Regions from separate parts of the Homo sapiens genome. Here region 1 is linked to region 2. A link is a loop called in an ENCODE intact Hi-C map of the cell type or tissue named here. Cell type or tissue: sigmoid colon. All regions are shown on one strand. Links, peaks and the distances in the headings refer to the core of each region. The heading gives the core; the rest is flanking DNA. Region 1 has its middle 35 kb from the start of COL24A1. Region 2 has its middle 62 kb from the start of LINC02795.

The links. Peaks named below come from ENCODE experiments on the same cell type or tissue, not always from the same donor. Only the 100,000 strongest peaks of a DNase experiment are listed, where the experiment ranks them.
Region 1: it touches region 2 in a loop (2.3-fold over the local background); 2 of 110 quality-filtered maps call a loop at or near these places.

The regions. Positions count from the first base shown.
Region 1 is chr1:86,183,567-86,199,964 of GRCh38, reverse strand. No RefSeq gene overlaps it. Among named protein-coding and RNA genes, the nearest start is that of COL24A1, 35 kb to the right of the region's middle. In sigmoid colon, for the core only: no CTCF peak of the experiment used is centred there; no DNase peak of the experiment used is centred there.
Region 2 is chr1:86,249,355-86,265,752 of GRCh38, reverse strand. No RefSeq gene overlaps it. Among named protein-coding and RNA genes, the nearest start is that of LINC02795, 62 kb to the left of the region's middle. In sigmoid colon, for the core only: no CTCF peak of the experiment used is centred there; a DNase peak (open chromatin) is centred at 7,472.

The sequences.
Region 1 (16,398 bases), core at 4,621-9,620, 65 kb after region 2:
GATGGGCCAGGCAGCAATAGGAAATCCCAGACTGGGAGCCCAGGTAGCCAACTGGATCAGAGAAGGGGAAGTCAGTCAGTCTGGGAAGAAGCAGATAGGTCCTTGTGGTTTGATGGGCTAGGGTATCATCTGATGAGTTGAGGTGGGAAAAGATAAGATCCGGGCCAGGCACAGTGCCTCACGCCTGTAATCCCAGCAATTTGGGAGGCTGAGGCGGACAGATCACCTGAGGTCAGGAGTTTGAGACCAGCCTGGCCAGCATGGCAAAACCCCGTCTCTACTAAAAATACAAAAATTAGCTGGGTGTGGTGGCGTGCGCCTGTAATCCCAGCTACTCAGGGGGCTGAGGCAGAAGAATTGCTTGAATCCGGGGGGCGGAGGTTGCAATGAACTGAGAACGCGCCACTGCACTCCAGCCTGGGCAAAAGAGTGAGACTGAGTCTCAAAAATAGATTAATAAATAAAAGATCCAAACCCAGCCAAAGTCAGGGTTTTCATTCAAACAGATGGGACAATCATCCTACAAAGTCTAGGCAGTAGGACAGTAGATGTAAGAAAAAAAAATAGTTTTCAGAAGTTCATGCTGAAGTTCAGGAAAAAAAAGTTTTATCATTGACAACTGTTGAGATCACAGGGCCTATTTCAAATTGCCTAGCATACACACTACATACACAATATCAAAGCTTGGCATTGTCAATATAAACTTCTAGAATGTAAGATCCACTGCGCCCTTTGCCTTAGGAATATAGACCTTTTGTAACAAGGAAAATGGTCTTGATTCCTAGTTCAAAAAGATCCTTGAAAGATGTCTTGGGAAAATAGATGAGGGGAGGTACTTTTCCCTCTAAGACTCTTATTCTTTTCAAGATATGTTAACCTTTACTCCCATGCCTTTTCTTAATTCCAATCAATGTTGCAGTTAATTTTGATTGCAGAAACCTATCTCTGAATTGGCTTGCTGCATCAAGTTCAGATTTTAACTAAATTCACTAGCCTTTCTTTACTTGCTAGCAATCAGAAGAGCAATTAAACCATCTTTTGATTCAGCAATCAAAAACAATAAATCTCTTTCATTTAAGTATAGGGATACAGGTGAGGAAATAGAATTCTTTTAGTTATGACCAGGTAAGTGCTGGCATCAAGATAGAAATATGGTCTCTGAGGAACAGCTACCAATGGAGACAGCTGATATGAACTTGACTAGGAGATAGAGCCATTTAGGGGCCCAAATCTGAGCCCAATTAGTGGAGTTTTAAATTCAAAGGATAACTTCTCAGATTACCCTTATGAAAGACAGCATTGCTCCAACACCACAGGGTGAAAGTAAATCTTGAGGTGGTGTGGATTTAGGAAAACACCAGGCATTACATTATTACAGATGAATTGGCTTAGAATATCTCATTTTTCTTAGTAACTAAGTGATGGAAGAAAGATGTCATGTCCTCAATATCACTAATAATAGCTAATGAATGTTATTCTCCCACAAAACAGGGGTTGGTAGCCATAGTTGAGTCATGCTAAGTTCTCCAGTAGCAATGTCAGCATTCTCCACCTTACAAGTCTGGCACAAGGAGGTACATTTAAGTTTATTTGACAGCCTGCATGCTATTTCTTCAATATTGGAAAATTGCTTCATCTCAATTGTTTCCCCATGTACCTTAATTTATGCTAATTTTTCCTCAGTCTCACCTTTTTTTTCCCCTCCCTATTGCCAAGTTCATAGACTGTAAATTTTTTCATTAATTTTGTTACAGAAATAAATTAGTCAAATCATGTCAAATTAACCAGCATTTGGAAGAATTAATATCAAAAATATTTTATTAATTTTTATTTTTTCTTGAGTTTAGCTTATAGTAAAGGGAATTTTACTCACTGCAATTTAAATGGGATTTGATAAACAAATATTTATTAGGTATTTTACTACCTAAAACATACATTGTTAACTATAATAGTCTTTTTTAGGAAGCCACTAAGAGTTCCTCACAATGTTTTACCTATAATGCCTTATGAAAATATTGATATCATGGATTGATGTAGTCAATTTTTCCCCCGAGGATACCTACTCACATATATGCATGATTAAAAAAATATTTTGCAGCTTCTTCAACATAGGAACATAACATTTTTATTAATGGGGGTCCCAGAGTGGATGGGAGAAAATGGAGTGCACATGGGCCACTAGACAAAAAAGTCTATCCTACCATCCACTAAACAATACTGAATCTGTATGACCAGTGTGCTAATTATAAAAGATTGCCATCTGTGACACTCACTCAAGAAAACAAGACTTGGGTTAACTAATAAAGTTGAGATGAGGACAAGGGCATGGCCTGAAATTAGGCACATGGTATTATTAGTCATGGGGGTGTTAAGGGCAATGGTAAAAATGATATTAATAGATAAGAACAAGGTACATGGCTAGTGTAAAACACTGCTAGCTAGAGCAGAAACTGTTTTGTCTTAAGAAAGCATATCTTATCTGGCCCTGTGGTTGTTGAAAAATTGGGGGATTGATTGATTGCACTTCACAACTGATGGGCTGTGTGGAATGTACCAAATGAGCACTGATGAATAACAGCTGTTTGTGATTTCCAACGCCAGCATCAAGGAGGCCAAATAAAATTAAGATGATCTGGCATAAAACAAAGACATCATTGTAATCATCAGGATGCCTTTTACACATTGTCCTAAGATCATTGTGTAATTGTCTGACCCTCTTGATAAGTTCTCTGCCACTGATCCAGTTATTCTGAGAAATTAGACCTCCATGATTTTAATCATGAAAAACTGAAAGATGACTATTGCAAATTAATGGCCATGCAAGGCATCAGTGGTGGAAGGAATGCTTCCCCATTAGTCCTGTTCAGTGGCTTTTCCGTGCCTTTTTTCCTTTTTAAATAATTGTTTTCCATTTTTAGTGAATATTTCTACCTGGAGATATGTAATTTCCTTTCTCTATGGTGGCTGTTTTTTTTTTTCTCCAGTGGTGCCTTTTTTCATCTGGTGATGTCACAATACCATACGAGCTGTCCCCTGACATAGTTGAATTCCTGAGAATGCTAGATAAATTCTGAAGTGACTGTTCTTGTCACTGTTCGTGTTTTATGAATGTTTCTAAAATGTTTCTGCAACATCTAAACAATAAATAAGTTAACTTATAGCTCCATTGATTATTATTTACAGGCAATTGAACATAAACCCTTTTCAGGAAGAAAGATTCTGGAATAAATTAGGAATAATTGGATTAAAAAAAATCTTGGTCAGGCCAACCTTGGTCAAATCAACCTACTCAAATTTTCCTTGCCTTCTGAAATTTAAATTCTTGATTAATTAGACTAGGGTGGAAATTTAAACTCTAAACCAGATGAATTTCTATAACTACCACATTCTAGTAGACAAAGCATATCTTAACCTTTTATCCTTAATTCAGCTCTCCAGTGCTTTTAAGAAGTCCTAGTTGTTTACTTAAAGGTTACAGGAAACTTTGAAAGACATTATCTGTAAAACCACCTGAAAAATCTGCTATAAAATTAACATCGAATTCAAAGTATTTCTGCTCTCAGATTGTAAAGCTTTTCTGTTTGGGAGAAAAATAGATTACTTCATGTCTTAATCATCATTGTAATCTTGTTAATGAAGTTTCCAGCAGGCACCAGTGAGATGTTGCTGAGATCAGATTGTCATGTAAGCATCTTTGTACTAGTTTTAAGACTTTTGCAGGACCTCTCAATAATCTACCAGGATGAACAGGAATACTGAAACTCAAGGCGATCTCTGCTGCTCTATAAGTGTGTTGGAGAAGGGGGTTGCAGTGTTTGGGATGAACAAATGAAGCAAATTTATGTAAATAGGAATCAAGAAATACAGGGTGCCTGCTTAGGGTATGGGAAAATGTTTTATCTGGTTGACAGCAGAGAAGCAAAGAGAAATGAGAGTTGCACTGTAGAGGTTTACCTTCAAAATTTAAAATTCAGAGTCTGGTTTTGATTAAAAGAAATGGTTTTGCTTAGCAACTTTGGATCCATTGCAATGATGGACAGGCTTATAGAGGTTTCACCAACAATTACAAGGCTGTCGCCAGGAAATATAGCGTTGGGGAAATATTGGTAAGATAGCTTGACTTACTTCTAGAAAGGAGACATAGTTGTACAGATGTACAGATTACAAGAATAAGCTCTCCATCCACCCATGTTTAATCAAAATAAACTATAATACTATCTATATATCTCTTGCCTATGCAAATATGTTTAGATGGCGTTTCTTTTTTAAAATCTTATTTGTATCCTCACTAATTCAGCAATTCATTTTCTTTAAATACTAATGTGTTCACCTATAGCTACCTATAATCGCCCCAGGCTATTGTCATTACTTTCAACCCCATCTGTTTCAACTTGAATTTAGTGACTATTTTTAACCCAAGTGTAAATTGCCTCATTAGCACCACAGGGCTTCTCCCACAGCAATTAACTGCTCCCCAGCAGCAATTAATTTATCCTGGCCTAAGTGATTCCTCTGGCACTCTCCAGCTCCCTGAACTGCCTTTTAAAGAAAAGTCTTTGCCTGCTCCCAGCTGCTTTTGATTCTTTCACTGATGGCAGTTCCCCGAGTGAGGGCTACAATTCATCTTAAAGGATTCAGATTCTTATTATTTAGGAAACCATTTTTAAAGGACTAAATAAAGACAGATTACTAGTCTCATTACATAGTGCAAAAAATGGTGGGTGTGGTGGGGGTGGAAAACAAAGCTCTTACATTGATGCAGCCTTTACAAGCACCGGGAATTCTGCAAGGAACTTTTCAGACACTAATGCTTCATGTCCACCATATCTATTTTATTCTATTAGCCCATTTTAGAAAAGAGGAAATGGAGGCCCAGGCCCACAATTTCTAAAAGAAAAAAAAAAAAAAGCTAGGATTTGAATCTAGATCTGCCTGACTCCAAGACTACTGCACTTTTAAGAGGCAAAAGGAAAAAGTGTTGATAAAATATAGAATGAGAGTGAGTGCAATTGGAATAAGATGGGAAAGAGCGTGGAGCTGACTGGCACCGTGTTCATGCCACCAAGGGAGCGTCTGTATTTCATCATTGTGTGCTTGGTGCCTCAAGTTCAAATATTATTAGAACGCAAAGTTCCACAAGCAAAACAACACTATGACAGATCCCCCAAAGAACCTATCATTTCCTAAGACTTTTCTGGAGAGCCTCAGACTCAGGACAAACAACTCAGGGTAAAAATTTAAGCTTGACCACAGAGATTCCTTAGTATGATAAGCTGGATTTTCTGATTTAAAGAACCTTTGATCTCCTTCCCACTTCAGAAAAGCCTTTCAGGCTCCACAAAGGACTGTTGGAAAAGAAAAGATTTGGGTAAGGTCCTATTAGTTTTGTCATTAATTCTAATGAATCACCCCCATAAAACTGCAATTCTGTCTCTTTGCTTTTGATAATCATTTGAGATAGCAAGACTTGTGATCATATATTTTAGAGTAAGTGGCTGCATTGCTATCATAAACACACAATGAATATGTTTAGTGATCTCATATACTAATTAAAAAGCTTGAAAAACCTCGTTCTCTGTCAGAGCCCCCAAAACTCCTCGGGAAGAATACCATGTGACAGTCTAGAGCAGACTGCTAACGTTTCTGTAAAGGACCAGATAGTAAATATTTTAGGTTTTGTGGGCCATAAAGTCTCTGCCACAGCTACTCAATTCTGATGTTGCAGTGAAAAAACAGCCATAGACAATATGTGAACCAATGAGCATAACCGTGTTCCAATAAAACTTTATTTACACAAAGAGGCAGTGGGACAAATTTGGCCCACTTGCTATACTTTGCCAAACCCTGGTCCAGAGAGTGGTTTTCCAGGAATGATTTCTGGATCAGCAACAATACCTGGGCATTTGTTAGAAATGTGAATTTTGGGGGTCCCACCCTAGCCCTGATTACTGAATCAGAAATTCTGGAGGGCCCACTTCTGTGTTTAAGCAAGCCCTCTAGGTAATTCTGATTCGTGTTAAAGAACCACTGATCTAGTGAAAGGTAACGTTTATTGAATGTCTGATTTGTTCCAGGTGCTTCCAATATTTTTTTTCTCATTGAACTTACAATAACCCTTTCAAATTAGATACTTTCTCTACAACTGGAGCAGCTAAGGTTCAGAGAGGTTAAATGACCTATCAAAGACCAATGATTATTAAGGAATGGAGCTAAGATTCAATCCAAAGGCTGGCTGACTCCAAAATATATCTTAGCTAAAACATCTCCAAAATTATCCCAGAGATCAATCTAATCCCCCCTGCTTATTTTACAGGTGACAGAATTAGGGACCAGATAGATTAGGGAAATTTACCTGGCCTATTTCTTATTGCTCCCAATTTAGTAATCTTTCCTTCGCACCATGCCAGAATTGCAAAGTGAGCAGAAATCTTCTGCAAGTGCTGGGACAGAATGTGAATACACCTAGAATAGACAATCCCAGGCACTGCTTGGAATGGTGAAAAGCCTCCACTCCATCCAAAGGAAATCTAACAGGTTCCATGCTGCTAAGGCAGATGCTGGAATTGCCTAGTCATTGAACCATCACTTGGGTCTGTGATGCTGGCATTTCATCCAGCCCCTCCCCAGTTCCAGGATATAAAGGCAGAGAGGTGATCTCAGGTGTGTGTTAAAGATTTAACAGGGAAGAAGAAGAAAAGACATTTATTGAGCTATTTATGTTAGGTATTATTCTATCTACTTTGTATATATTAGTTCAAATAATCCATTTAAGAATCAACAAGGTAAGAATTATTCCATTATGTAGGTAAGAAAATTAAAAGGTAAAATAAATGTAACTGAATTGGAAAATATCCTACAACTATCTGGACTCTATGTAACTTCAGAGCTCTTCCTTCTCTTCCCTACTATCTGGTGACCAAATCTTGGATGCTCTGTGCTACTTAATGACCTCAGTGTCTGTTCATAAGTTAGGGAGCTGGCCCTGTGCCTTCTACCCTCTAAGTATAACTAGGATATCTCAAAAAGCACTGTGTGCTTTTGGGTGAAAGGTTTTGTGTTTGTTTTAAAATGCAAGTGAAAACAACTTCAAAAATGTGAACAAAAGCAATTGCATAAGAATGAATTTGAATGAACACTCTCATAATTTGACATTTTGGAATATAGCACACAAGATCAGTTTGTTATAATGTCTCTCGCTTTCCCCAATTTCAATGTTTTCTCATACATAACACTCATAATTCCCAGCCAGAGACCCATAAAGCAATATTTTCCCCCATATAATGGTTTCCTGCACATAGAGTTCAAAAACATGGTCTCCTGGAAAACATTATAAAGACTTCCACAGTATTAGAATGTAACTCACACTCCTTCAAGATCACTAACACTACTTAACCACATCCCCATGTTTAAAACACCTCTTTCTGTAGTTGTCTTTCCATAGTTTATAAATATCATTCCCCTCCAAAAAAGTTTAAAAGGAAAATGAAGTGTGAAGTTCCTGCCTACAAACCATATATTTTAAACAAAATCCAACTGAAAATATTTTTAAAGCTTTGTTTCACAATGAACTTAAAAATGGAGAAAAAATGGTTCCCTGCTTCTGAAGTGATTATATTAGTTTCCTAGGAATGCCAAAACAAAGCACCACAAATATCTCAGCTTAAAACAACAGAAATTTATTCTCTTGCAGTTCTGGACGCTTAAAGTCCAAAATCAAGGTGTTGGAGGCTATGCTCTCTGTAAAGCCTTGAGGGAAGAATCCTTCTTTGTCTCCTCCTGGCTTCTGGTGGTTGCGGGTGTTCTTTGCCATTCCTTGGCTTGCAGCTGCGTCATTCCAATCTCTGCCCCCATTTCACAAGGCAACCTTCTCTGTTTATCTGTGACTACAAGCCTGAATCTTCCTCTCCTTTCTCACACAGACACTAGTTATCGGATTTAGGGCCCATCCTAATCTACCATAACTTCATCATAACTTGATTACATCTGCAAAGACCCAATTTTCAAATACGGTCACATTCACAGGTGCTAGGGGCTAGGGCTTGAACATAGCTTTTCAGGGGACACAATTCAATCAACTACAGTTATCAGGTAAATATATCTGAATATTACCTCCATCATGAGAATAGGTTTACAAGTTTTTCAAAATCTTTTACAAAAACTAATTTATTATTTTCTAGAAGAAAAATTTGATCTAAGTCAGATTTTTGGTTAATAACCAAAGTAGGTGTATTTACTCCTTCTGGTTGGTATTGATGAATATTATTATTCTTATTAATTTATTCTCTTAAAATGATTTGATAATGACAATAATAATTACAGTAATAACTATATATAAAGAACTTACCGTGTCTGGCATATATGTAGTGCTAATCTTTTATCTTAACAATAATTTTATGAAGTCAGTACAAGTTTACCTTCATTTTACAAATGAGAAGACTGACACCAAGAGACATTAAGCAGGTTGTCCATTGTCATGCAGCTGAGTAGTAAGTGATATGTCCAAGATTCAATATCTATTTCTTTGGTAAAGAATTCCTGTTTCATTTCACTAAGGCAGGAAGCCAACCTACCCAGTTGTGTGCCAATATGTTTCCTTTCTTTAGTGTTCCCTGTTCCAAAGTAACTGGAACAGGTGTATTTCCTTGATGTTCATTCAATAGCAAAGATTTGTCAAGGACATTTTCCATGGGTTAGGCACTAGAATTTTAAATAGTTAAATAAGTAAACAAATACAGACTTTAGAGCAGCCTACTGTTTAATAGTTGCCAAGATAGCTAAAGAATGTTAAAACATCATGAATTATTTCACCTTCTCTAACCCTCAAAGCAAGCAATAGCACTCTGCTGTTTGTCTTTATGCAATCAAGATTAGTTTAAATTAATATGCATCTGTGTAGCATCAAGAGCGGAACATGACATAGTCAGAAACAGAGTAGGGGAAAGAGGTGGGAAAAGGGAATGAAGAGGAGAAGGGAGAAGAAGAAACTGGTAAGCCTGTAGCACCAAATGTTCCTTTTGTCTAGGACCAGCATTTAACAGATTTAGAAGGGAAGCCTGAAGATACAAATCACTGTGGACCTTTGGCTTAAGGCTCCTCTTAGTTGCCAGCTACTAACAAGGAATGCCATGACCTGGATATAAGCAAGAAGCCGTCTTCTGGAGTTATGCAGAAATAGGAATGGTATAATTTTTATTTGCCAGTGGCTACTCCTGAACTGCTAAAGGAGTTTTACAGTTTAATCCCCAATTGCCCTTTACTCTACAAGTGGAAAACTTAAACTTTTAGTGGAACAGGAATGGCTCAGAGTTGTACAATGAGAGTGTTTTTTGCTTCAATTCCTTAGCTCATGGGAACACGCAAATACATTCATCATTATTGCTCATGTTCTTCCAGTTCAGTTGGTACCTTAGTTTCACATTTGTGGTTGGTTCATTGGAGGACTTGTTTCAATGGAAACACTGTGTGGTAGAGAGAGTAAATCTGGTCTACAGTAGCCAAGAGATGATACTCATGGAGGGCGGAAGAAAAGGAGAGAAATGGTTTCACCACAAGATTAAATAGATGCTCATTCCCTCCTCATAAAAAGGAAAAGAAAAAAATTCTCAAGTCTTTGCAAACATTTTCTATACTATAACTTTGGTTTTAATTATAAAATAACTCAAGGAAAGGTCAAAATCAATGTTATTTGTATTTTTTTACTATTTAAAGAGAATACTTAAAGGTAAAATAACAGAAACACTCTATACATGCACAAATGGTGATCAATTTTAAGTTAATTGTTAATGCATAAAACTGTCATGTCTACGAGCCTCCCTCATACCTTCTATGCAACATGAACAAAAACTAACTCATCATTGTTCCTCCTAAACTTGCTCTTGATCCTAGATTTCCTATGCAGTTAATGGAGCCATTACCACCTAGTCATCCAAGCCAGAAACCAAAGCCATTGTATACCCATGGGGGACTTCTGCTTCTGGTTAAGACTGGATAACTGGCACAGGACTACTGTCCTGCCACAAACAACTATAAAACTGAATAAAATATATGAGGCAACTATTTCTAAGCATTAGACAATAGGCATCACAAAACTGTAATCTCTGAGAGAAGGAAAGCTCACTCTTGCCTTCTATCTGGGGAAAATTTCTTGACCCTAGTACAAGGCTGATATCCAAACATGCTGGAGGACTTTAGAGTTCCACCCCAACCAGAATGGAGGGACTGAGTTAATGTCATTAATATCTCTGTCATTCAATGGAAACACCAGTAAGGCTCTACTTATGAACAAGGACCACCCTCCAGAATAAGACCTACTCAAGACCCACTGTGATGAAGCCTCAGCCTCCAAACTGTTCTCATGTAGAGATGAATACAGCCACATAGTAGGGACTTGGGAAACACCTTGGAATTTCCACAGATCCATGCTAACAAAGTATAGGACTAAGCCTACCTAAATTCAAGTTGATGGGCCAGCAGTTGAACTACTTCTAGAACAAAAATCAACACTCTTCAAAAGGAGATAATTATCAAAGGTCTCCACCATAAATTTTCCACAAAGTTTGTACATAAACAACAATTATTAGACATGCAAACAAATCTCATAGTCAAAAAACTAAAGGGTGGTTAATATGAACCAGCCCCAAGAGTGCTCACCTGTTAGTTTTAGCAGATAAAGGCTTTACAGCAGCCATTATAAGTATGTTAAAATAATCAAAGGAAAATGTGTTCAAATAAGTAGAGGAAAATAATAGTCTTTTCTTTTTTTTTGAGACAGAGCTGTGCTCTGTCACCTAGGCTAGAGAGCAGTGGCAAGATCTCGGCTAACTGCAACCTCTGCCTCCCAGGTTCAAGTGATTCTCATGCCTCAGCCTCCCGGGTAGCTGAGACTACAGGTGTGTGCCACCACACCTGGCTAATTTTTATATTTTTAGTAGAGACAAAGTTTTACCATGTTGGCCAGGCTGGTCTTGAACTTCTGACCTCAAGTGATCTGCCTGCCTTGGCCTCCCAAAGTGCTGGGATTACAGACGTGAACCACCGCACCCAGTCTGGAAAACATAGTCTTAATGAGGGAAGAGATAGAATATCTCAGCAGAGAACTAAAAGCTATTTTTTTAAAAAAAGCAAATGGAAAATATATAGTGGAAAATTACAATTAAAATTTAAAAGTCACTGTATGTGCTTAGTAATAAACTGTAGATAGCAGAAAAAAGAGTTGGTGATCTTGAAGAAAGATCCAAGCGTCTTCCAATCTGAAGAACAGAGAAAAAGAATTGAAGGTAAACTTTCGAAACTGAAGAATGGAGAAAAAAATTGAAGATAAAAAATTTCCCAATGTGAAAAGGAGAAAAGGAACTGAAGAAAAATGAATAGAGGCTCAGGGCCTTTCAGGCAATATCAAATGATCTAAGGTATATGTAATAGAGTCCTAAAAAGTGAGTAGAGAAAACTTATTTGAAAATATACTAACTGAAAGTTCCCTAAATTTGATTACATTGACTTAGATCCAAGATTTAAGCAGTATTAACATAAAGAAAACAATTTATGTAGGTACATAATAATTAAATATAGAAAACCAAAGAGAGAAAATCTGAAAAGCTGAGGACAAAAAAGACACATTAAATACAAGACAACAATGATACAAAAAAATGACTAACTTCTCATCAGAATCAACGAGGGGCAAAAGACAATAGAATTGTATTTTTAAAGTGCTGAAATAAAAATTTTAGAACTGTCAATCCAGTTTTTGAAGTATTTTTGAAATATCCTTCAAAATTCTTATAGTGAAGACCTGCACTATAAGAAATGCTAAAAATTATTCTTCAGGCTAAATGGAAATAATACCATACACAACTTCAATCTATAGTGAGAAATGGAGAGCACTGGAAATAGTAAATGAATGGGTAAGTATAAAAGTCATCATTTAAAAGAAAAATAATATAAAGTGAGGTTGGTAGCTATGTGAAAGTAAAAGATACAACAATAACAAAGGGAGGGTAGGTGAGTGGAGTTATACTTTTGTAAGATTATTACACTTGTGACATGAAAAGCAGCAAATGGGAAGTATGAGTGTCAGGTATAAAGAGTGAAGTGGTAAATTATTGGACTGTAAATAGCCATTGATAAATACATTTATTATTAGTGCTAGAGAAAACACTTAAAAATAATAACAAAAAGGTGAAGTTTCATACCCAATAGAGGCAACAAAAGAAATACTAAAAACATTTTATTAACCCAAATGACGTCAGGAAAGGAGAAAGAGAGGAATAAAATATTTGGAAAAATTTGAACAGAAGGAAAACAAATAGCGAGATAAATAGAATAGATGACAGATTATCCACAGCAGCTTTATTTATAATAATCTCAAGCTGGAAACAACCAAAAAGTCCATCAACAGTTAAATGGATAAATAAATTATGGTATATTTACACAGCGGCATATACTCTGCTGAAAAATGAAAACCAATGCACACAAAAACGTGGATGAGTCTCAAAAACATCTGAGCAAAAAGAAGCCAGATCAGAGAGGGTATTATATGGGTCCATTTACATGAAATCCTAGAAAAGATAACACTAATCTATAGTGCTAGAAATAAAATCAGTAGCTGCCAGGGTCGGGGATGTGGTGTGTGTGTGCGTGTGTGTGTGTAAGGGAGCTGGGAGTTAACAGCAAAGAGGCATGAGAAGACTTTTAAGTTAATGGAAATGTTCTATACCTTGTTTAGGGTGATGGTTTCACAGGTATGTACATTTGTCAAAATCATCAAATGGTACAGCTAAAGTAAAACATTTGAAAAAGGTATCTGTGGAATATATTCTCTTCTCCTTGGCTAGCAGCAAATCCATGCATCTTGAGCCCAGTCCAGTCTCTTTCTAGAATGTCATACTGATCTCAGGTACTATTTGCTGGTGGTTATCAGATTCTTTATTTTCTGTTTTAGTACTAGCCTTTTTTCATCAAAGAGAAAACTTATAGAAATTACAATGGCTGTTAGTACCAAAAGAATTAATGAAGTTTTCCTGTATTTCTGAATTTTTCCTGAGTAAAAATTCCGAGTGTTGGAACCATCTGGCTTATTTCCTAGCAAGGAAAATACCGGAGTGGTTTTTTGAAAAAATGAAGTTTCTTTCCAGGGAAAGTAAATTTTCCCTTAAATGTAGAGAATATGGGGAAATTATAAATGTTGAGAAATATGATTTCAAAAAGTTGTTTTGGTACTTTATCTTTTGTTTCAAATGTTTTGGCCATTTTTAAGCAAACATTTGAAGATTCCTAGGAAATGCAACATGTTATAGCTATTTAAAAGTTGATTTTATTACATCATTTTCCTCCTAATCATCTTGGGTTGATGGTTTCATATTTAATTTGGAAAAAAACCCAGTTTGTCCAAGTTTAGATAATGTCTAATTTAATATTAATCTGTTTTCTTATTATTCACTTAGTAGGCTTAATACTTATTTTAAAATTCACATATACACATTCACACATATATGGCTGGAAAATATTTTAATATTGTGACAATTTTGGTGTTTGAAAACTTTTTACTTAAAAGTTACAAGTTGAGTTATGTTTAGGAAATGTCAGTTTAATATAAAAAATCCATTATGAAATATTTTTTAAAAGGCTGGATTAGGCAACGGACTTATTGAGGGACAGCTAGAAAGGGATGCTGTCTAGAGAAAAGAATAGGTGAATAATCTTGAAAATGCATGTAAATATGAAAGGAATCCTCGAGAAAGGATAAGCTAGGAAGCATAATGAGAAGATATTTGGCAGAAGTGTGGATGCCCTAGGTCCATCACATTTCAGTTCTTCTCTTGCAATTTCTGAAAAAGACTCTCATGAGAGCAGCCATCATACTGGAGGAAGGAATCTGATTTAGAAGTGACATAAAGAAGAATTACATTTCTTCTTCACGGAATAAATTCTGGACACAAAATACCCTGTTGTGACAGTCACATTTGATCTCCTCCAGTTGCCCCATCCCTTAGTGAGCTCTCCATTGCCTAAACTCAATTAGCACTAAACTGTCTGCAACACTCATAACATGGATGTGATACTTTGTACTGTATTTTGATGAGTTTTACAGCTGTTGGAGGTCAGGGGTTGTACCTTTTCACGTTTATATCCCTAAAGCCTTGGACAGTGTTGACATATACTAGGTCCTCCTCAGTGATGAGGAAATGTTATTATTAAAGTATAACATGCCCCTCTGACATCTTTTCACCCAACATTGTATCATTTAATGTTTACTGCACTGTATAATTGTCAGTTTATTTGGTAGAATTCTCCTCTACATTAGAATATTCTTGAAGTCTGAGACTGTTGTACTCACTTCCTTACTCTCATTGTCTTGCACAACATAAGAGTCTAAGGAATCTTTGTTGGACAGAAGTATGAATGAGAGAGAACTGGACCAGGAGGAGTAGATTTTAGTCCTCTACGACTAATTGGTTCAGAAAAATTGAACAAGTAACTTAGCATTTGTCTGTCAGTGTCCTCATATACATGTAAAATTAAGTACTTGGATTTGGTAAAAATCAAAGACCCCTAACAGTTCTAGAATTCTATGATTTGATGATGATGGTGATAGTTTAAAATAGAAAGTTGCTTTAGTTAAAATGAGTTACTGAGTTAGATGATATCAGCTCTTAGCAACTGGCTTTCTCCTGCCTCCAAACCTTTCATCCTGGAACTCTAAGGACCCCACAAAGGGGTCCTTGCTGAAGATTTTGGAAGTGTCATTATATTGTAAATAGCTCCTTATAAGGAACAGACTAGAGACCCCCAGATATCAGTAGTTCAATGAGTGAGGCAACCTGTTTAGATTTTGAACTAAAGGTTAATTTACTAAGCATCCTTGATCCTTCTCCATTGCCTGCTCAGAAATAACATCAATTGGTTTGAGGAATTCTCTAAATCTGTATCTTACATACACTTGTGCACTATGTACACACATTGTTCTAAGCTCCTTATGTATTATAAATCCTCACAATACTGCCATTTGGCAGATAAGGAAACTGAGGCAAAGATATCCAAGGTTATACAGCTAATAAATGATAGAGGCAGAATTCAATTCATCACTGACACTAAACGAAGGATATTAGAATGGTACAGTTTATAGAAGCTCCCTTTCTCGTCCCTTGCAGGAATGGTGGGGGATGGGGGGACATTAAGTATGAATAATTCAGACTTTGAGACAATAAGAATACATTGCCTTCATCTCCAAACAGTTTTGCCTGTGTGTAGACTACAGAGATGTTTCCCAAACTATTCCCATTTGTTTGGAAAGCCAGTTACCATTCCTTGGAGACCAACAATGGGATTACAGTAACTGGTGATCTGAACTTCATCCAGGTCTGGTGTATCTTGGGAGCAGACCTTGTCTGAGAGAATGCAGCTGTGCTGTCAGTCAGCATATTAAAGCAGGTGGGCCTCATTATGAGTTAGAGACCCAAGTAGAGGACTCAGGCGAAGGTTTCTCTCTCCTCCCAGCCAGAAGATGGAACATTTATCAAGTGGGTCTTTGGAGAGATTTTACTCCGTTGCTTTCCATTTTCCTGGGATTCTGTAAACCTTGTAATGAGGGACATAGAACAAGGGTAATTCTGGTTTATGTTCTTATTCATATTTTCTTTATTCATTATGTTCCCATATTCATATTTAATAACTATAAATAGAACTATAACAGAGCCTTTCTTTGACACAGGAGGAGTTATCTGCCGAGATACTGGCAAGTTCTTTTACTTATCTTACAGGAACCAAAATGTTTTGGCCATTAAGTCCAAATCTTTCAGCAAGGATTATTTATGAGACAATCACTGTTATTATTTTGGCTTAGATTCCCAAAATATTTGCAACAATTTCTGAGTGGGATATGCCTGGCCCTTGACTTGGAAAACTAAAAAAAGGCTCATGTATTTCTTCTTAATGAATTCAAACAGCCCTGGAAAGCTCAAATATTAAACAAGCAAAGAGCTCCCAAGGATTTGTAAATTCTCATGTTCTGATGAAACAGTAAGTTTTCGTAGTCATTAAGAAGTGCACTGTTGGCATGGAAACCAAATCCTTATCAGGGAATGGGTCCTTCCTGTGATATGCAATTGAGTCAGTCAGTTGTTGTCCTGCTTCTGACAACTCCAGGGGCTGGGGACTCACTCTCAATAAAAGGTTTTTCCCCATTTTTGGACAACTCTAATTTTTACAGAGTTCTTATTTTGATCTGAAATTGTATTACTGCACATTTTACCAGTGTGGATAGTCTTTCTTGCTCTTCTTTGTGAGCTTCTCTTTCTCTGCCTGGCCCATTTAGGTGTTCCTAGGAAACCAATATTCTTATTTCACACATTATCCCTGGACAATCTATGTTTCATAGTTCATGCTCACAGTGAGAAGTGTATC
Region 2 (16,398 bases), core at 5,488-10,487:
CTATGCCCATTCTGCCAAGAGGATATCGCTATTGGTGGTCAGACTATTTCACTTATAAGGTTTCTTTTTTCCTTAAGTCATAAAGATTAACATTTACTAAAAATTTGAGGGTCCATTAATGGACTCCCACATGGCTTTCCTCTTTCCTTTGAGCTGGATTCATTTTCACTGAGTCCCGAGTCCTGCACATCTGACAATTGCTTCAGACCTTGGACATGCTTGAATTATTTTATGCAAATCATTTGAAAAGGCAAAGTACCACTGTTCTTTCTTGAGTTTCTTCGTAAACTGGTTTCTAATTTATCTGCTGCTTTTTCTCGATCCAATTTGTGCCTATGTCTTACTATAGATTCTTTGGAAATAAAGAAATAAAGAATATATCTGTAGCTATTTTGTTAAACTAAGAATGTTTTAAAATATTTTATTGTAAAATAAAATTCCTTTGTTCTCTCAGAACTTAGTTTCATAAAAATCATTCACTAGGAATGATTGTGTCAGGCAACATTATTTAATAATTGATATCTACCCTAAAACAACAGAAACATTGCTTAGGAATAACTCTGCATTTATATACATTAGCTATAGTACATTAGATTATTAGATTAGATTCTTTTCTAACCTGGCCTTAAGTAGAATAGGACTTTTTTTTGGTCTATAACTTTTTGGTTTAAATGTTTACTGGGTTGTTATTGAGGGTTTTGTTGTTGTTTAGTTTTGCTTTCATTAAATCATTAAAACCTTAAATTAAAGATATTATCTTAGATAATAGTTTTATTTTATTTTTAACTGAGCACATTGAAAGAACAAATGCAAATTAAAGTAGGTAGCATTGGGCTAAATTAAAAGCATGCTGGATAACTGACTCTACTGGAAATCTTTTTATTTTATTTTATTTCATTTTATTTTTTGAGACAGAGTTTCACTCTTGTTGCCCAGGGTGGACTGCAATGGCGCTATCTCGGCTCACTGCAACCTCTGCCTCCCGGTTTCAAGTAATTCTCTTGCCTCAGCCTCCCAAGTAGCTGGGATTACAGACATGCAACACCATGCCTGGCTAGTTTTGTATTTTTAGTAGAGATGGGGTTTCACCATGTTGGCCAGGCTGGTCTCGAACTTGTGACCTCGGGTGATCCACCTGACTCGTCCTCCCAAAGTAGTGGGATTTCAGGCATGAACCATCACGCCTGGCCTTGGAAATCTTTTTAACTGCATGCTTTAGTCAAACAAAAATCGTTAGCTCTCTTTTTATTAAGCAAACAGTCTCTACATATAAATTACACTGAGCAATGTATGTGATTATGAAGCATAAATAGAATTTTGATGGCATGTACTCACAAATGCTCCCAAATGTAGGTTAATATGCAGTGCCCTTTCATTTGGTAGTTGGAAATTGAGACCCTGGCAGGAGTGATAAATATTGGAATTAGGGTCTTAATAGCAGAGCATGTAGAACATTTAATCTTCTACTTAGGATTTGAAATGCAATAAAATAGAGCCAGTTTCACTCTCCAGACTAATGCTCACTTTTGCATGTCGTGCCTCCAAAAGGAAAGTAGCAGCGGCCACAGTGGCCACCTTCAGCAGGAAGCAACACACAGTGGCAATTCCATGCTCGCAAGGGGCGATTCAGCACAGCTATTGGCTTGGCCCTGGGGCTACAGGACTGGTGTGATACCTTAAATGCATGGGCAGCACCAAAAAGGAGCTAGGTTTCTGCATGAAAATAATTTCTATCAAAGTGCCTTCCAAGAACAGCATTCTTCTAATGGGTGTTTGGCCTCTGATTTCAGTCTCTTTTTCTTTCACCTCAAATAACTTAAAAAAAACAAACAAAAAAGTATCTGGAGTTTGTACTTACTGTGGTACCCAGAGGCAGACAAGCCACAAAGACCAGTCTACAGAAGTCATGAACCCGGTGCCAGGCACTTGGAGGGGCTCAATAATGGTAGCTGTTATTTTATGGAAACAAAGGGCAGTTGTAGGGGTGGTTCTCCAGACCTGGGTCCAAGCTAAGATTTTCCGTTTTATATTTGAATTAGTTTTGCTAACTGAATTCTCATGAGTAGAGATGAAATCTGCATGCTTGCCTGAATTTTACAATCAAGTCTATCAGAAAGGTCAGCCATTCACTTCTCTGGGTTCAGGCTTTTCGGTATTTATTAAACTCCCACCCCATGGTCCTCTCTGACTCTTGCTACGTCTGCCTTTTACAGCTCACTGCTTCCACGTCCTCGCTATTCAGTCTGGCCTCTGCTCCCACTTCCACGGCCCTCATCTGTGTCCATCTAGTTATTAAATCCTTATCTTCCTTGATCTCTTTGCAGCAGTTGACATAGGAAATACTCTCTCTGACTCAAAATTCTCTCTATCTTGGTTTCCATGACAGCTCTGGCTACTCCTTCTCAGACTTCTCCAAAGGTTCCTCCTCCTCCCTCGTATTTCTGTCTCAGCTCTCTCCTCATCCTACACTTTCTCTTAGCAGTCTCATCCATTTCCGTGACTTCAACCACCACATGCGTGCTGGTAAGTCACAAATCTCTTCCCTTAGCAGCAAGGGAACTCCAAATTTTTACATCCAAACTCTTAGTCAACATCCGCACTTGTTATATCAGAGACACCTTTAGCTCACATGTACAAAATGAAACTCATCATCTCCTTCAAGTCTGCCCCTTTTCCACCCATTTGCTTAAGCCAACATTGTGTAACTTTTCTTTTGTGCCCCATAGCACTTTGTAAATAATTTTGTTAAAATGCTTATTGCCCTATGTTGTAATTGTCTTTTTAAAAATCTGTCTTCTGGCCGGGCTCAGTGGCTCACGCCTGTAATCCCAGCACTTTGGGAGGCTGAGGCGGGTGGATCACCTGAGGTCAGGAGTTCAAGACCAGCCTGGCCAACATGGCAAAACCCCATCTCTACTAAAAATACAAAAATTAGCCGGCCATGGGGTGGCATGCACCTGTAGTCCCAACTACTCGGGAGGCAGAGGCAGGAGAATTACCTGAACCCGGGAAGCAGAGGTTGCAATGAGCTGAGATCGCGTCACTGCACTCCAGCCTGGGTGACAGAGCAAGGCTCCATCTCAAAAAATAATAATAATAAAAATTTGTTTTCTTCATGAAGACTGTCATTGTCCAAAGGTCTAGTACGTTGTTTGTAACAGAAGAAATCATTAAGTGACCTTGGCACACAGGAATGCTAGATAATGTCTCAAACTAGCTGGGTTGTATTTCAATTTAAATTAAAACATGCTGAGCATGGTGTCTCATACCTTTAATCCCAGCACTATGGGAGGCCAAGGCGGGCGGATCACTTGAGGCCAGGAGCTTGGAGACCAGCCGGTCAACATGGCAAAACCCATCTCTCCTAAAAAAAAATACAAAAATTAGCTGGATGTGGTGGCGCACGCCTGTAATCCCAGCTACTCCATAGGCTGAGACACGAGAATTGCTTGAACCCAGGATGTGGAGGTTGCAACGAGCTGAGATTGCGCCACTGTACTCCAGCCTGGGTGACAAAGTGAGACTCTGTCTCAATAAATAAATAAATAAATTTATTAATTAATTAAAACACTAAAATACCCACTTTAAAGTGTGAAGTCATCTTTAACTTTAACTTTAATGACTGAATTGGCTATTTTAGCTATTCACACAAGTAATGGATTTCTTTGCATTCAGTCTTTGTGAGGTATCAAACATTTGACAATCTTTTTTTTATCAACTTTATTTAATTCAAATTTACATCAATATAAAACATACTAATTGAAAGTGTACAAATATACTCACTCATCACCCCAATCAAGATATAGAACATTTCTATCATTCCAAATATTTTCTTCTCCCTTCTCTCCACACCTGGTCCTGGGCAACTAGTAATCTGCTTTCTGTCCCTACAAATTAGTTTTGTCTGTTCTAGAATTTCACATGAATGAAATCAAACAGTATGTATTCATTTATGTCAGGCTTCTTTGGCTCAACATTTTTTAAAGATTTGTCAATATTATTGCATGCATCAATGATTCAACTTTTTGTATTACTGAGTAATATTCCATAATAGAGATATACTACAATTTTTCCATTCACCTATTGACAGCCTATTTGGGTTGTTTCCAGTTTTGATCTATTGTGAATATAGCTGCTATGAACATCAATATACAAGTCCTTGTGTGGACATGTGCTTTTCCTTTGTTTTGGGTAGTAACATAATAGCAGAATTGAAGGTCATATGGTAAGTACCTGTTTAACTTTGTAAGTAACTGCCAACCTTTCCCAAAGTGTTTGTACCATTTTACATTCTCACTATCGATGTATGAGAATGTCAGACTAGGTATATCCTCTCCTGCATTTGGTATGATAAGTCTTTTTTTAATTTTAGCCATTCTACTGGTTCATAGTGATATCTCATGATTTAATTTGAATTTTCATTTTGGTTAATGATGTTGAGGACAGCCTTTTATTATGATGTTTGGTATCAGATGATCACTGTTAACTAATATTGTATGAGTCATTACTTTACCGACAAGCTAAACATTAACTAGAATATAATCCTTTGTAATGCAGTGGCAATAGCATAGCCTTGGAGTCAAAGTTGAATTTAGATATTGATTACCACTTACCAGCTATAACTCTAGGCAAGTTATTCTTAGCCTTGCAAAATCGGGCCAATAATACCTATATCCTAGCATTGCTTTGTGATTTTAAAATAATAATCATAGAGTTCTTAGCACAGTGCCTGAGAGTAGAAGCTCAATAAGCGATAACATTTATTATGAATATAATTATTTTGCCTGTACTCATACCTGTAATTAAAATATATGAACTGGCATATTGTACAATCAATGTAAAGAATCTATGCTAATTAAAATAAAAACAGCAAATGTTGCTGATTTCTAAAAATATGTTGCTGAAAATGATTTTCACAATCCAACTAAGACTATCATTATGAGCATTATATGTAAAGACCATAGGGAATATCAAATGAGTTAGCAAACTATTTGTAAAAACAAAAATACAACCTAAGATTTTATACATGTATTTGGCTTTGACTAAACATCATTTCTTGGAAGATAGCAGCTTCAGTGCTTCCAGACATCTTGCAGCAGGCTCCTTCTTGTCATTGTCTCAGAGAAAGCTGCTCTCATCTCTAGAAAAGAGTAGCTCAAATTGCCACTAGATTCTATTAGCCTGAATTGTCTTCAAGCACAAAACTATATTGATTTTTCATATTCATTTACTTAGTATTAAATACTAAATCCATAATATTACATTGTTTACAAAAATAATTTATTTTATTGCCTGGATCTTTAGTTCTGGAATGTAAACATTAGAAGAGCTAGTATATATCCTATCTTGTTCATTGTTGTATCTTTGGCACTCAGTAAATTGTTGGTGCTGAGGCCACCAACATGTGTAGGTAGTCAATAAATATCTGATGAGTGAATAATCAATCAGTCAATTAATAAAACAATAGGTACAAAGTCTCTGAGATATAAAACATCGTGGCCTTTTTCAGAAACAGCAGTTTGTTTAAGGTAAAGGCTATGTGCTAGGGACAATAATAACAGTATTCGCTTAGCACTTCCGTGTCTGGTTATGCTGAGACTTGTACTTATGGTATCTCATTGCAGCCCCATGACAACTTTATGAGATCAGTATTATTATTAACCCCACTTTATGGATGTGCAAGCTGAAGCTCAGAGAGATTAAGGGCAAACACTCGTCAATAACAGAACCCAGAGAGAGAGAGAGAGATTCCCAGACTATTGGAAAGGCTCTTAGAAGGAATTTGAACTCTATCCTGTTGGCAATGACAGGACAGTGGAGATTATCAGGCAAGGGAGTAACAAAAGCATACTTTCATCATATTTGTGCTGATTTGTGTTTTAGGGAGATCATTGAGGGGTGGTACAGACAACAGAGTAGAAAAGGACAAAAGTCAGGGAGATCAGTGAGGAGGCTATTAAAACACTCCAGTAAGAGATCATGGCAGTGGCACCAAATAGGGCAAGGGGGGCTGGATTTAAGGGATTTCCTAGGAGGCAGATAGAACTCAGTGAATAACTAGATGTGGGTATAAAAGAGGGGAGGTGCTGAGGATGACTCAGGGGATGGATGTGTGGTTTGGATGTCTGTTATCTTGCATCCTTCACACTCCCAGTCCCAATATTTGTCATGGGATTCCCAAAGCCCATACTTCCTCCATGACTTGCGAAAGCCAGAGAGTCAGCACACAGATGAGCTGTTGGTAATTTTGGAGATCATGCTGCATCATGAATATGAAGCACTAATGTGGAAATAAGTTAGGGACAAATAGTTTCCTTTCATCAAAGTCCCACCTTGTAGACCTAATTATGTTATCTGTGACATTGTACAAGTAACATTTCAAGTATTATTCCTCTTCAGTGAAACCAAGGCAGAGGTTAGGTTTTTGGAGTGTCTGTCTGTGTGTATGTGTGTGTGTGTGTGTTTGTGTCTTATGTTATTTTCAAAGGATTTTGTTGGTAGATTTTTTTAAAAAGTCCTTTACATGTTCAACTAGTTTATTATTCCTTAGTAATTTCCTCATTCTATGCAGCCCATATTTCATACAGACTTCTGAGGAGGCACTGAGCCCTTTCAGGGATCTGTGTTGTGGTGGCTCAACAATGCACTTCTGGCAACTCTGTGGATAGGAGGATGAGCTCAACTCCTTACAGCTGCGACCTCCCTGCTGCTCCTCATAAAGACTGCCTCACTATCCCAGAAAGCTTTCTTAAAAGATTCTTCTGAGGCTTTACTCGGTACCAGAGATGTTCCAGGTTCTTAAACACAAATCAAGGCAGGCTCCTACCAGCAAGCCAGACTATCCAACAACAGACAACTCACAATACGAATTCCGGGCAAGTAGACTCTGAAATTGAACTCCTTTCTCTTTAAATTGTTTTTATTGTCTTCAGCCAGATAGACGGTTGAAAGGAAATGGTAACCAACAAATAATGGTTTTCTAAGGAACCCTCCCAGTCCAATGAAAGAGTGTGTTTTCCATACTATAGGAGATGCCATGTCATAAGTGGGTGTTTTGTACTCTGTTGAGTAAAAAAACAGGTTGGTCTTAAAACTGTTAATGATAGAACACATGGCATAAATTATACCGTAAACTCCAAACAACTCTGAAATTATAAACATTGCTTAGTCAAGGCTTTTCTTTTAACAATGCCCTGATGTCTCTGGCATAGGCTAGTGATTTCAGTCGATGTTATTTTACTTGAAAGGAGGAATTTATTTTCCAAAAAATAGTCTAAGAAAAACTGTCTTCCTTGCTGACTTCATGAAACATCTTGCTCCAATGGCCTGTGTCATGTCTTGCCCAGGGCTGAGGAGAAGGAATATGAGATAGACAAAGTTTTGAGAAAAGTCATGTGATGAGGAGAAACTGCAGGCTTTGTCCTAACATAGGCAGGAGGCTGACTCTAGTCAGTGGGAACTATGACTAAAGAGAGACTGTCAGGCTCTGAGCCAACGTGCTTAGGATCTGGTATGGAGTTAGCATTGAATTTGGAGTTGCTTCCTGCATTTGCCTATCATAATTGTTCTCTGGGAATGGGGAAGCAGAGAGATGTTTTGTAAATTATGAGAATATGATTTACATCATTTACAGCTGACTTTTATTGGGCACTTGTTAGATGCTAGGCACCTTGGCCAGATATTTTATGTAATTATCTCATTTAATCTTAACAACCCTCGAGGTAGGCACTATTATTATATCTTCATTATGGATGGAAACTGGTGTTCAGAGAAGTTAAATTTTGCCCAAGGTAACCTAGAAGTTACGTGGAAGCCGGGATTCTAACCCAGGGCAATCTGACTTAAAGCCTGTACCATGAACCATTAACAGCTGTGTTACGCTTCCTCCATGGGGATTAATTAAGAAAACGTGTGTGTTTTAAAAACAGCAAGTGCTGTAGAAGTGCTAGTGATGGGCTCTGGAGTCAGAAAAGCAGACCCATCCCACTTCTTAATGGCTCTGAATGTTAGATTTTTCAATAAGATACTTGTATCCCAGCCTCTTACTCACAATATTGGAGATCCACGTTGGAGACCAAAGACTAGCCCATCTTTGGTCATCATGGTGACAGCCTTTTCTTTTAATGCTCATCTGTAACAGGTATTTCACTGTCCTTGAGCCTGATTTGGATGGAGTCTTTTCATCATAAGCATTTTTTTTTGCTTGCTAACCTCAAATTACACTTTTACTCTGGGATTATCAGCCTGTAAATAATGCTATCAGGTAGGAGAAAGGTAAGAAAATGTAAATAGTTTGATTCAGTTCATTCCCACTCTTGGAAAAACAGATGTGTGCCTGCCCTCCAGTTAATGGAAAGGTAGCATCGTATCTATAAACAAAGACTCTCTTTGACATGAAAAGGAAAACTTAAATGGAGAGAAGTATCATTTATCTATCTAGAACATTTTCTCCTAGCCAAAAACAGATTAGGCAGTGGATCTAACCAGCACACCTCTCTAATCTGACAGATTCCTGCCACATGGGGATGCTTTAGTGCAAATGTTCCATAGTCCCTGAATTTATTCATATGGTGCATCTCCCTATGTCATGCTTATTCAATGAATGCTCAGTGAAGTCTACACTCTGCACCATGGGCTGTGCTGTTCAGATGATAAAGAGTCTCTGTTACAGAAGGGGCCGTAATATAGTGGGGAAATATAGTATAAACAAAAATCATAATAGAATACGAAATATGCTATGTGAAAAATTTTGAGTAAAGTTCTAAGATGATGCAGGAAGGGGAACCTGTAAATTGCCTCTAACTCACAGAAAATAGGCTAGAGTGAAAGTAGCTTGTCTTTGTGCTAGTCTCACAGCAGACTTGAGAGAAGCAGGTGGTAGACAATTTTGATTCTTCATTTCTGATTCATTTCTCATTCTCAGCAGCAAATTAGGGCATGTTGAAGACTAGAGAAATAGATATTTAAGTACAATTCAATATTTTTACCTATCTTAATTTGGTGAATGATAACTTCACCAAATTAAGTCACAGAACCCATCCCAGGTACTGTGACATGATGGGAAATATCTGCATTCCATCTTACAGGCGGTACCAAATCCAGCACAGGGCAAATTCAACAGCTTTAGTACCACATGGCACTGCATATCCAAATAAAGAGATCTAACTAATGAGAGACTGTATTTTATAAAGAATTATTTGTGAGACACATTTGGATGTCATGAATATAGCTTGTACTTGTGAGTTGCTTCTGTCCCTTAGTAGCTATGTGAGAGTCTGACAAGTTGCTTTGCTGAGCCTCAGTTCTCCTGCATATAACAAGGATAATAAAAGCCATTTAAATGCATGTGTATATATGGCTTTTAATAAACAGCATTGAAAAATGCTATATATCTATATATAGCATTTTAATATATAGCATATATACATAACATTTTTTCAAGCTTCAAAATGTTATAAAACAATGATTAATATTGAAAGCTCTGTTTAGGTAGTTATCACTATGTGCACTCCCAAGAGCCTCTTGTATGCAAAATCCCACTAAGGAGATGGATAGAGGACAGGTTAGTCCCTTGAAGATATTTTGGGAAAATAGTACAATACAGATACTCTTGAAATGTGAGCTCCTCTATGTCCATATCACATTTTCAGCAGTTTCCTGAAGAGCAGTTCCTGACAATGCTCCCACAGTCATGACCTGTGTTATTAGAATAATAATCTTTGAAAAAAGATGTTTATGAACATAACCAAAAATAATCATAATTTCTCCATGTAGTAACATATGGCTAAAGTAAATAATAATAATAATAATAATAATAATAATTTATAATTTGGACTTGTGACTTTTTTCCTAAACTTGAAAACTTTAAAAAATTATCCTCGCAAAGAATTTTTTTTTTCTTTTTGGATATAAGAACTGTGGCCCAAAATTCAATCCAAACTAAATTTCAAATGTGGAGTTATAACCCCTACCTCTGCATGGAAACCATGGAGCCCCTCAGCCAGAGTGGCAATTGGCAGTTCTACCTTGGTCTCCAAGGACACACACAGTGAGATACCAACCAAGAAAAAGAACAGGGAAAGAATACGAGGGGAAATGCTAAAACCATCTGTACAGAGTTGGGTTTTGTATGCTGCTGCTACAACAGGATTCTTCTTATCTTAACTAGAGTCCCGTCTCCTTCCCATGACTACATTTGAAAGAATAGTAAACACCTCTTGCAATACTGATTTCAGAGAGTCAGTGTGGTTTAATATAGGGGTCATTAGAGTGGGGGTGAAGAGACAGGGTTCTATCCTAGCTTCGTCATCTCGTGGCAGGCATCTTGCCCCCTCTGTGACTCAGAAGCATCATCTGTAAATGTGGATATTAACAGTTGTAACCACTTTGCAGGTCATGGTGGGAAAAACACACTGAGATGTATATAGCGTTACTTTAGGCTTTCACACTAGGACAGACGCACACTTAGCCCCTCTAGACACTCAGACTCTGGGGTGCTGATCAAGAAAGAACCAAACTGTCCTGGAGCCCACATCCTCCATTCCTCTTTCACTAGTCTAGAGTAGGGGAGAATTATCTCACAATGCAGGCTCTAACAGAATTCTTCCCCTGTAGTCTGTGCCCACCACCCCTGCCTCCAGATGGTCCAGACAACATTGAAAACAGTATCTACCTAGGACAGTGCCAGAAGGACCAATCACTGCCTCATTCCTGCCCATCCTTCTCCAGAAGCGGTGGTGCTAGGGCCATAGGCGTGGACCTGCAGGATGAAGGCCCTTTGCCACTGCCAACCTGTGGTCTGGGTCATGGACCAGCTCCTGTACCTCTGGTTCACAGTCCCAGCGGTCACTTTTATTTTCCAACAACAGCTAAGATTGTTGTTTTTGGATTCCCTGTTCTCTGAAAGAGGAAAATTAATGTAAACCCTTAGACAAATATGTTCAAAAGATGATTATAATGGGTTTTAAGTAAAAACAGAATGGAAACCAAGGAATTATCTAATAATTAAAGCAAAAATTAATAAGCACCTCTTCTATCTGAATAGAGATATACATCTCTGGTTACAGTTGTGCTACAACAACACCATTGTGGTTTATTTTCCCATTAAGTGGCCATGAATATGGTCTTTTATGGGGCCTGGTTCGCTACATGGTGGTCTTACCTGAAGATAATCTTTAGCAACAAATACGCAGTGAAAAGGCCTAGATTTCTTATTATATCAACTTCTGGTCATGATTTTTTTCTTCTTACCTTTCTTCTAGAATGTGTTTATGCATAACGTGTGTATAGTCTTCAAAAGAGCCTAACATGTAACTAGTGCAGGCATAGGTACAAATAGAAACTGCCCCAGTATTTATTTGTGGATTATTTTCTACATTTTTTCCATTTCTAAATCCTCCCAAAAGACCAATTTTCTCTGGTAACAGAGAATATATTTGTCTTTAAGTTTGTAAAAGAAGCTACATAAAATTCTCCAGACACATGTTTAAAATGTGTGATCAAACTGGCATCTTTACTTGGAAATGGCCAGTGGTGGAGAATTTTTAAGTTTGTCTGATGATACCTCAAAGAGAATTTTTTTCAGTGGAACATTAGGTCCTCAATTACGAATTGTTCCCACATTTCAGACCTACCCAGTAGACCTTTCAACTTTAAGCTGTTTTTGTTACTAATGAAAAAATTCATTATTCATTTATGAAGTCTGGTTCTTCTTAGTGTTCTGACTTTAGAGAAGGATTTAATTTAGAAAGTTAACCTGTGGAATAAACTATGTCTCATGTGAACCCATTTAGAGACAGATGTGTTTCTGTAATATGTACTGTACAATCAATTTGCATTTATCCAAAAAGTTGCCATATTAAGTGGACTCAATAGGCCTACTGTTAATGCAAAATTTAAACTATGGAAAACTGGCTTTTCCAAACAATAAGAAAGAAGTTTCCCTCATAGCCTGGAGTCTTCTGCTTTGTTAATGCAAGATGTCAAGCCTGCTGCAGTTACCTGATGCAAGTGAAGATTAGAACACATCTGAAACACAGCTGAAAATTTTACAAAACTGAAGCACAGAAATAGATGGAAAAGAAAATGACGCAGGCAGGAAGGAGGAAAATAAACTCACATGCCCACAAAAATCTTAAAGGAAGGAACTGGAGGGAGTTAGTCTATTTCATATATGAGACAAAGTCAGAATTAATTTGCTTAGAAGTTGACAAACAAGACACCAAGTCATAGTCATTAGAGCCTGGATCTTGCCACCAGACAAGTAGGGGTTTAAATTCCTGCTCTTCAGATTACTAGCTGAGTGACCCTGGATTTTTGCTGGCTGGATTTTTGGCTGTTCCTTCATCTGTAAAATGGGAAAATAATTCCTACCTCAGAGAGTTATTGTGATAAGTAAATAAAAACAATTTTCATAAAGATCTAAACAGTACCTGCCACTTTATTTAGTGTTCAATAAATTGGAAGAAGTCCAGAAAATTTCAGCTTTGTCATAGCTAAGAAATATTAAATGATTTTTCTTTTACTATTTAAAAAAATAATGTTAGGGATATATAATTTATATATCCTAAAATTCACCCACTGTAAGTGTATAATTCAATGATTTTTTTTGTAAATTTATAGAGATGTACAACCATCACTGCAATCCAGATTTAAATTCAAAACATATTCATTACCACAAAAATTTCCTCGTGTCTGTTTGAAATTGATCTCTGCCTAGGTAACCACTAATCTGCTTCCTGTCTCTCTATATTTGCCTTTGCTGAATATTTTACATAAGTGCAATCATACAATATGTCATCATTTGCATCTGGATTCTTTCACTTAGCGTAACATTTTTTAGATTCATCCTTATAGCATATATCAGTTTCTTATTCCTTTTTATTGCTGAATAGAATTCTATTATATGGATAGATCACATTTTAACATTTATTCACTGGTTGATGGACATTTGGATTGTTTCCAGTTTTTCACTGTTATTAATAATGTTTATGCATACATTCATATACATGTTATGTTTAGACATATATTTTTATTTGTCTTGGGAGAATTGCTGCATTGTGTGGTATGTTTACATTTAACACTTTAATAAACTGCCAAACTGTTTTACAAGTTTCTGCACCATTTTATATTTCCACCAGCCATGCACAAGCATTCCAGTTTCTCTACATGCTCATCAACACTTGGTATTGTCTGTATTTTTTTTCATTATAGTCATTCTAGTGGGTATGTAGTGATATCTCATTGTGGTTTCAGTTTGCATTTCCCTAATGACTAATGATGTAGAGCATCTTTTCATGTACTTATTAGCAGTCCATATATCTTTCCTGGTGAAATATCTTGCTCATTTCTTACTTGGGTTTGTCTTTGTATTATCAAGTTGTAAGAATTCTTTATATATGCTAGAGGTGCACATTCTTTATCAGAGATGTGATTTGCAAATATTTTCTCACAGTCCGTAGCTGTTTGCACTTAAAAAGACACCATTAAGAAAATAAAGTTCTAAATTTTGAAATAGAAATTTAAAATTTGTCTAATTTTATAAATTTTAATGGATTTAATGGATTGTGCTTTTCCTTTCATAATTAAAAACCCTTTGCCTCACCCGAGGCCACAAAGACTTTCTCCTATTTCTTCCAGTTTTATAGGTCTAGGTCTTAAATTTAGTTTTATAATCCATTTTGAGTTAATTTGTGTGTCTGGTTTGAGATAAGAATCTAAGATCATATTTTTGCATGTAGATATCCAGTTATCCCTACATTATTTATTGAAAAGTTTACCCTTTCCCCCATTGAATTATAATGGTACCTTTGCCCAAAATCAAATAACCATACATGTAAGGGTTTATTTCTAGGCTTTCAATCCTGTTCCATTGATTCATATGCCTATTATATTTGCAAGGGTCTTGATTGTGTGCAGGGAGTACCCACTTACATCAATACCACACTGTCTTGATTGCTGTGGACTTAAATTTTGAGATTCGGTAATAAGGAAGCATAAGTCCTTTAACTTTGTTCATTTTTTTTCAAAGTTGTTTTGGTAAATGTAGATGCTTTGCATTTTTGTATACGTTTTAAGATGAACTAGTTAATTTCTATTAAAATGTCAAATGGGATTTTGATAAGGATTACTTTGAATCCATGGGTCAATTTGGAGAGGATTGTTATCTTGACAATATGGAGTTTTAAGTTGATGAACATGGGATGTCTCTTTGTTTATTTAGATATTTTAAAATTTCCCTCAGCAATATTTTGTGGTTTTAAGTGTAAAAGTCTTACATTTATTTTCTTAAATTTAGTCCTATTTTATCGTTTTGATGCTATTGTAAATACAATTATTCTCTTAATTTTATTTTTAGATTGTTTGTTGCTAGTATAGAAATGTAATTGATTTTTGTATATTGATCTCACATTCTGCGAACTTGCAAACTTATTTGTTAATTCTAATAGGTTTTTAATGGTCCCTTTGGTATTTTTTACATATAGTATTATGCTTTCTGCAAATAATGACAGTTCTTTCTTTCCAATATGAATACTTAATTTTTCTCCTTACTTCACTCACTACAATCTATAATACGACATTGAGTAGAAGTGGTGATGGAAGACGTACTTGCCTTGTTTTCAATCTTAGGGAGAAAGTATTCTGTTTTTCAACATTAGGAATCATATAGCTATGGGTTTTTTGTAGATATCCTTTATTAAGTTAAGGATATGTTCTTATATTCTTAATTTGTGGAACTTTTATCATAAAAGGATGTTGGATTTTTTTCAAATGTCTTTTCTGCATCTATTGAGATTATTATGTGATTTTATTCTCTATTCTGTCAATATGGTGCATGACATTAATTGATTTTCGTAAGTTAAAACAACCTTGTATTTCTCAGATGAATCCCATTTGATCATGGTGTAGAATTTTTTTTACATGTTGCTGGATTCACTTTGATAAATTTTGTACCTATGTTTATGTGGGAATTTCTGTAGTTCTCTTTTATTGAAATGCCTTTTTCTGGCTTTGGTGTTAAAATAATACCGGTCTCATAGAATTAATTAAGTGTTCTTTTCTTTGTTTTCTTAGAGTTTATGAAGGATTACTATTTTACCTTTTTAAATTACTTGATAGCATCCACCAATAGAGTTATATAGGGACCAGGGCTTTTCTCTGTTGGAAGATTTATTTTATTTTAATTAATTAATTAATTAATTAATTTTTGAGACGGAGTCTCGTTCTGTCGCCCAGGCTGGAGTGCGGTGGCACAATCTCGGCTCACTGCAAGCTCCGCCTCCCGGGTTCACGCCATTCTCCTGTCTCAGCCTCCGGAGCAGCTGGGACTACAGGCGCCCGCCACCACGCCCTGCTAATTTTTTTGTATTTTTTTAGTAGAGACGGGGTTTCACCATGTTAGCCAGGATGGTCTTGATCTCCTGACCTCGTGATCCGCCCACCTTGGCCTCCCAAAGTGCTGGGATTACAGGCGTGAGCCACTGCGCACTGCCGCAAGATTTTTAATTGCTAATTCAATTTATTTACTTGTTATCAATATATTAATATTTTCTATTTTTTTAATGATTTTTGTAGCTTCTTTCTAGGAATTTGTCCACTTTATTAAATAAGTTGTCAAATTTGTTAGCATGAAGTCATTCCTTTTCATTTCTGTAGGATCAGTAATGATGTGCCTTTTCTTCATCCTTGATTTTGTTAATTTCTGTCTTCTCTCTTTTTTTTTCTTAGTCAATCAGCTAATGATTTGTAAATTTTGTTAATCTTTTCAGAGAACCAACTTCTGGTTTTATTGATTGTCTCTGTTGTTTTCTGTTTCTATTTCACTCGTTTCTGTTCAGATCCCTCAGAAGCCAACAAAATATTTCAGAAGTCTCATCTTTTCCTTTACCCTTATAATCTGCAATTCTGACTCATTCAGAAGACTTTAACATTTATAAATAATTACAGAAATTTAACCAAAGGGAATCCTGAAATATAATGTTGGTCTTTGAGGATATAGGAGTGTCTTCAAGCCTTCTCCAAGGGGCTTTTTTAACCCATGAATCTCCAAATTACCAAATTACCTTCCTGCCATGTGCAAAGCTTTGCAGTCATATAGTCTCTACATTCACTCCAATTATTCAGAAAACATTCTCCAAACCTGTTTTCCATAAATAGCCCATACATATCTCTTCTTAAAATTATGTTTTGGAGAAGTCCCTTCCTTAGTAAGAGAGCGTGTGAAAAAAATAATCCAGAAAAGATAAACATGATATATATCCATAAAATAAAACATATGTATCTTCAGCTCTCTTGCCACCTCATAAATCCATTTAAAACAGAAAAATAATAAACGCAAGTCATCTTGTCCCTTAGTACACAAACTTGTAGAGAAAAACCTATGTTTTTTAAAATACTGTT